Linked DNA regions of Homo sapiens: region 1 is linked to region 2. A link is a contact called in ENCODE Hi-C or POLR2A ChIA-PET data. All regions are on one chromosome and are shown on one strand. The core of a region is the stretch at or near the end of the contact, and the rest is flanking DNA. Distances in the headings are between cores, read along the strand shown. Region 1 overlaps PEMT (phosphatidylethanolamine N-methyltransferase). Region 2 has its middle 56 kb from the start of MED9.

Region 1 (3,089 bases), core at 297-2,796, 150 kb after region 2:
GGGGAACAGCCAAGCGGGTTGTGCGTGATCCCAGTAGAGTTGGGGGTGAGTGTGCCTGGTTGCATGGCTTCCTGGGGACGCCTCAGGGTTCCTCCTCCAGGAAAGAGGGCACCCTTCACCATCCATGCCTCACAGCACCAGGCCAGGCCCGGGACATCCACAGGTGCCTCAGACCCCACCCCTAGTTTCCAAGAGCTCTCAGTCTAGGCAGGAGGCAAAACACACACTTTCAACCTCAGTTCCCGGGGCTAGGGCTCAGCACTGCCGCAGGGTTCAGGAAGGCACAGGGAGGAGGGCCCAGCCATGTCTGCACAGAGCCAGGGCTCAGGGAAGCCAGGCTGGAAGAGCCAAGGCAGCCAGGTGAAGGCGGGAAAGCTGGCGAAGGGGAGGAAGCAGAAAGTGCAAAGGCACTGAAGTACGGAGAAGAACGCGTCTGCAGAACAGTGGTGGCTCAGGTGGCCCAAGCTCTGGGAGATAAGTTTCAGGAGATGCACCCAACTGGGCGCAGGGGGGCAGGTCGCGAACGAACCTCACCAGCCATGCTTAGCCTGAAGGCCACCAGCCGGGTCCACAGAAAGGTGGAAGTAGGAGGCCCAACCTACTGGGAATGCCTAAGAAAAGGGAAAGTAACTAAGGCAGCCTGGGTCCCCTGCCTCCTCTCCTCAGTGTGGGAGGGATCCCGAGAGATGTCTACACCAAACCCTACTGCCCAGGGCCGCACGCTGCCTTTCGGTTAGGGTGATTCTGCTCACACTAGCAGTGTCCAATAGCCTTCATCATGCTGTAAATGCCAGAACCAAAAATAAATCATCCAGGGAAGACACGCTTGGGTCCCACCCAGCCATCTCTGGAGTATGAGGAACCTACAGGGAGGGATGGGCCGGCTCAGTGGAAGAGATCGGCTCAGTGGGGATCCTGCCTGCCAGGCTCCAGGTGGGAGTGCGCTCCCTCTCCCCTCCCTTTTGTTCCTGTCCATGTCACTCCCAGCCATCCTGGCACAGGCTGTGAGCTGACCCAGTTCGAGACACCTTGTTGTACACTTTGTCACCACGTTGCTCAGGCACCACAATTCTAAAGTTAGCCCTAGCCTGATAGCAGAGGCTCCCCACCAGGCCAGTGCCAGCAGCACACAGAGTAATGCTGCTGCCCAGCTCAGCTGCCATTCAGAGGCAGGCAGTGCCCCAGGGGCAGCAGGGCTGTTGCCAGCTAAAAGCCCACGTCCACTGCCTGGCTCTGAAAGATCCCACACTCATGTGCCGTGGAACGGCTTGCACTTGAGACCCAACATCAAGGGGCCAGGGGAGTGAGCGTGGGCACTGGGGACAAGGCACTGACTGTCCCCAGCCATGGAGCTGAAGCTAGACCTGCCATTCGTTCTGCAGGAGTCCAGCTGTGAGCACAGCCCAGACAGGAGCGGGGGAGAGCTAGGAGGGCCACAGTATCTTAGGTGACACTGGTCTGAAGAGACAAGAGCTGTGCTCCTAGAGCCAAGGTCTCAGTCAGGCCTGATGAGCCAGCTGGCTCTGCTCAAAGAAAAACCCTTCTTGTGCCACAGGCTCCGCCAGTAAGCCCAGCTCAGCTCAGCTTTCCCGCAAGTGCAAGAGGCCCTGGCAGAGGACGACGCTTTCTGGTCCAGAAACACTGGCTTGGAGCCCACTGGATATGCGGCCATGCCCTGGGAGCCAGATTTCTGAGCCAGATGGAAGCAAGGGTCTCAGACAGTTTGGCTCATGCCCCCATCCTAACTTCTGACACACACACACTCACACACATGCACACACTCACACACCTACACACACACACACATGCCACCATCCTTGAGCAGACAGTCCAGATTGCAGGTATGCACTTGGGGTCCTCCCTCACAAGCCCCAGGCCCACCTGTAGTCCACCTTTTGTCTACACTCATATCCCTTTCCTTGGCCTCAACTCCTGCCCACCCTGCCCCTATGACTCCTCCAAAAAGCCCACGTGGGCCAAGTGCTGCCCTGCCTATGGCCCACCATCACCTCCTCCAGCCCCCACGACCCTGTCTCCCCACGCATTACCTGGTTATGCTCTCTCCGTAACTCCTTGGTTAATAAGTTGTGAGCTTTCTTATTAACCAAATGCTGATTTTTCTATGTAACATCTAATGTCCAATCTGACCTTGTTAATCCAGTGCCAGCCCAGGAGGGCAGGGTCCCGTCCCGGCACAGAGCTGCCCCAGAGCCAGGACTTGGTAAAGCGCAGGGATTGCAGCATTTCAGAGCTAGATGGGGCCTCAGCTGAGCGTCCTCACTTTACAAATGGAGAAACCGATGCCCAGGAAGGGGATGTGAATGACAAGGGTACAGGGCCTGGGCTGATCCCATAGCACCTACAAGGTCGGCTTTCCCGGCACCTGGAGGGATCCCTTGGGGCACTCAGAAACGAGCCATAGACCGCTGGCTGGGGATCTGAAAATGGAAACTGAGGCAGCAGCAGCAGCAAACTCACACTAAGGGTGGTAGGCAGGTGAGGGAGCTGCAGGTGAGGAGGTGACTGAGGTGAGGCAGGAGCACCCACACCTTTTCTTCCTTCTCCTCCTCCTCCTCTTCCTCCTCCCAGGAGCCAGGAGAAGCACACCTCACCTTGCCCACAGCGCCACCTACCGTCTGGCCACCCTGGGGTGCAGCTGCTGCCAGTACCAGCCAGCAGGTCAAACATCCAGGCCCAGGAAACCCCAGGCCCAGCCAGCGGCCCAGCGCAGCAAGTGGACTCTCACCTCCCAGAAAGGAAAAGCTGCCTCTTCCCAAACAACTCTCCAGACTACAGTGGCCAACTGTCCTGTTCTGCCCAGGACTGACTTGGGTTCCAGGGAAAGAGACTCTCAGGCTAAAAGCAGGAAAGTCCCCGGCCAGAGGGACAGGTCAGCGTCCTGATACAGACATAAGGCCTGCTGCCCCTCTATAGGTATCCTCTGCAGGGCCAAGGGCTGGGGCTTTGGTCTGGTTGACAGTGAGTGTCAGAACACCTGTCTGCAGCTGACCTGTCAAATGCCTTTCCTCTCTGGAGCACATGTGCAGGAGCCACCCCCGGCCCAATGGAGCGAGAGGTCTTGGGCAGGG
Region 2 (3,323 bases), core at 621-3,120:
AAGCAGCCAGGTGTGGTGGCTCATGTCTCTAGCACTTTGGGAGGCTGAGGTGGGCGGATCACCTGAGGTCAGGAGTTTGAGACCAGCCTGCCAAACGTGGTGAAACCCTGCCTCTACTGAAAATTAAAAAAAAAAAAACTTAGCTGGGTGTGGTGACATGTGCCTGTAATCCCAGCCACTGGAGAAGCTGAGGCAGGAAAATCACTTGAACCCAGGAGGCAGAGGTTGCAGTGAGCTGAGATTGGGCCACTGTACTCCAGTCTGGGCAACAGAGTGAGACTTAGTCTCAAAAAAAAAGAGAACCATTAGGAACAAATTAAACTCCAAAGAGTGAGAACAGTGGGATTTGAAGCCTTGTGGCAACTAAATAAGAAGGTATTTTAGGGCAGGCAACCCCCATGGCCTGTTGGGAACCAGGCTGCACAGCAGGAGGTGAGCAGTGGGCAGGCAAGTATTTCTGCCTGAGCTCCGCCTCCTGTTGGGTCAGCAGTGGCACTAGATTCTCACAGGAGCGTGAACCCTATTGTGGGTTGCACACTCTGTATGAGAATCTAATGCTTGATGATCTGAGGTGGGAGAGTTTCATCCCAAAACCATCCCCCTCCCACCCCCAGTCTGTGGAAAAATTGTCTTCCATGAAATCAGTTTCTGGTGCCAAAAAGGTTAGGGACCACTGTTTTAGAGGCAAGGGACCCCTCTCTGCCTCTGATCCCCAAATGCACTGACTCCTCTCAGGTCTGCAAACCTAACGCTGCCTGGGTCCAAATAGAGGTTCCCAACTAGAAGTGATTTTCAGATCCTTAGTAACTGGTATGGCACGGGCCATCAGCCATTGGAATACACCCAGCCAGGGCCCTCATCAAGTGCCTACTGTATGCCAAGTGCTGTTCTGTGTGCTGGGGATGTGCCAGTGGAAAAAAGTCCAAATCCTCACCACAAGAAGCTGTTGTTCTAGTGGAAAGGAGCAGATGATAAACAACTGATTAAATGAAATTCATGGCGGCAGATGGCAGTAAGAGTCATAGAGGAAATCAAAGCCGGGTAAGGGGAACCACAAGTGCTGGGCAATGGTGGCTACACTTTGAGTAGGTGGTCATGGAAAAGCTCATGAAGGTGACATTTGAGCAAAGATGTGGAGAGAGTGGAGCCACCCAGACATCTGGGGGAACAGGGTTCCAGGCAGAGGGATGAGCATGTGCAAAGGTCCTGAGGCAGTGGTGTGCCAGGCACATTCCAAGAGTAGCAAGGGGCTGGGTGTGGCTACTGTGGAGGGAGAGAGGGACAGTGGGAGGAGATGAGAGGCAACAGGACACCATCTGGGTAGGGCCTTTGGGAGACTGCGAGGACCTGGGCTTTGCTCCAGAGGACACGGGAAGTCGCTGGTGGGCTCTGAGCCAAGGAGGGACATGATCTGACACTCCAGCTGCAGTGTGCAAGGAGGAAGCAGGGAGACCCCTGATGGTCCACAGAGTGGGAAGGTGGCTTGGATCAGAGGAGAAGGGCAGAGGTGCTCAGATCCCGGATCTGTGTTGAAGACAGGATTTTGGTGATTGAACTTCTTTAATTCCCACAACAACCCGATAGGAAGTCACATTTATTGGATGTGAAAACAGCTCAGAGATGACAGAACTTCCTGAGGCTTGACGGGAGCAGAGAGTGGAGGGGCAGGGCCTGACCCCGGTTTCCAGATCCCTGTTGGTTCTTGTGGAGTCAACAGCCTGGTTTGGTGATGGCCATCGGGGCTCCCAGAGGAAGTGACATTGATGCTGAGACTTGGAGGACCTGGAGGCATGAGCCAAGCCGCAGCCCTGCTCCCTAGAGATCGCCGTCTTCAGAAACTCCCAGGCCCCTGCTCTTTCAACATCTTTCAGCCTGACGTGTGGCCAAAGCATGACAAACCTCCATGGGTGAGCACAAACGCAGGCGCCTCCCCTTTCAGGGCCAGGGTGGAGAGGAGGCAGGGCGCGTAGAGAAGCAGGAGGAATCTATCTTCATCCCCACGATTCCTTAGAGTCAGCTGACACTGAGGCCTGGGCCTCCCTCTGCTCGAGTTAGGCTTGGGAGGGCCCCAAGGGGTGTGTAGGAGCCTGTCAGGCCAACAGAGCCTGGGCTGAGGTAGGTGTCCCAGGCAGAAGGAGTGAAGGTGTAGAGGAGGGCTGGGATGGGAGGTGGGGGCAGAGCAGGAAGGGGCTGCCCAGGATGTGGAGCTTATCTTAGAGGCCACTGGGTGCCTGTGAAGTTGACTTTTCTTTCTTTAAGAGACAAGGTCTCGCTCCATTGCCGAGGCTGAAGTGTGGTGGCACAATCACGGTTCACTGCAGCCTCTACCTCCCAGACTCAAGCAATCCTCCCACCTCAGCCTCCCAGAGTGCTGGGATTAGAGGTGTGCACCACTGCACTTGGCCCCAGAAGTGGGCTATTTTTTAAAGTAAGTTTTTATTAAAGTCAAACACGCATACAGAGGACAGTACAGTCCTTTTTCAAGTTTTTTTGTTTTTAAATCTTTTATTTCTTTTTTCTCCTGGAGATCATGGAACACAGGATGTCCTCACACTGGATACACCTGTGCCTCCTGCACCTGGGTGAAGAAGCATCACAGCTAGGCCCCCAGGGCTCTTTGAGCCTCCTCTCAAGGTCACCACTCTCTGATCTGCTCCTATGTGGTGGTTTTGCCTGAGGTGGGCTGTTTTGGCATGTGCCCTTCGGGTCTCTCTTTGGGATTCTCCCAATGGAGGGTCACTGAGCAGTATGCCACCATCCGCTGGATCACAGGCCCTCTATTTGTTCCTCCATGATGGGACGAATAGGGTGACTCATTTGGGTTGTTGTCTGGATGGGGCTCTCATGAGTGGAGCTGCTCTGGCTCTTCTTGCATCCTGTCCCTTCTTGCACATCTGTCAGGTGTCTGCCTGCCCTGGAACGCCTGGGTCCTGGGGTAGATGTTTGTTCTGTGATGACCGATATTGCCAGACAGTTTTCCTACATGGTCGTACCAGTTCATGTGGAAGTGTTTTAACTGATGAGCAGCCATCGTATTCTCTGTTCCCTGCACCCCAGTGCTGCTCTTTGTCATCGCCATTGGGCCTCTCCAGGACCCTGCCCACCACATGGTGGGTGGATCCACACACATGTGGTTGGCCACTTCCCTGACCGATGGGCAGCATATGACATTGGCCACTCTGGGCAGTGAGACCCTCCTCTCTGCTCCTGGGGCCTCACCCCCTCCTGGGTGCATTTCTGCCAGGGCCCATCAAGGCCTTGTACCCATTGCGAGCTCCTCAGTTTGGGCCCTCTCTTTCTTACTTCCCACAGCCATGGGAGAT

The links. Hi-C counts contacts between places; a loop is a spot of excess contacts on that map. ChIA-PET counts read pairs that join two places held with the same protein, here RNA polymerase II (POLR2A). Pooled maps may share reads with other maps.
Region 1: a map of heart right ventricle shows a loop between it and region 2 (9-fold over the local background). The contact joins two enhancer-like sites. A Hi-C loop is called at or near these places in 6 of 168 maps with a recorded cell type or tissue (Right ventricle myocardium inferior, heart left ventricle, heart right ventricle and 1 more) and 10 of 50 pooled maps. POLR2A ChIA-PET finds 5 or more read pairs at or near these places in 3 of 52 experiments (HEK293, HepG2 and activated CD4-positive, alpha-beta T cell).

The regions. Positions count from the first base shown.
Region 1 is chr17:17,566,270-17,569,358 of GRCh38, forward strand. All of the region lies in intron 2 of PEMT (phosphatidylethanolamine N-methyltransferase), which reads right to left. Among named protein-coding and RNA genes, the nearest start is that of PEMT, 24 kb to the right of the region's middle. RefSeq lists enhancers at 886-1,775, 1,776-2,667, 2,668-3,089. Within about 2 kb of position 1,547, at least 15 of the 41 ENCODE cell types and tissues checked have a DNase peak (open chromatin) inside an H3K27ac peak, as active enhancers do; they include heart left ventricle, heart right ventricle and left ventricle myocardium inferior, where a contact is called at or near this core.
Region 2 is chr17:17,418,946-17,422,268 of GRCh38, forward strand. No RefSeq gene overlaps it. Among named protein-coding and RNA genes, the nearest start is that of MED9, 56 kb to the right of the region's middle. Within about 2 kb of position 1,871, at least 10 of the 41 ENCODE cell types and tissues checked have a DNase peak (open chromatin) inside an H3K27ac peak, as active enhancers do; they include heart left ventricle, heart right ventricle and left ventricle myocardium inferior, where a contact is called at or near this core.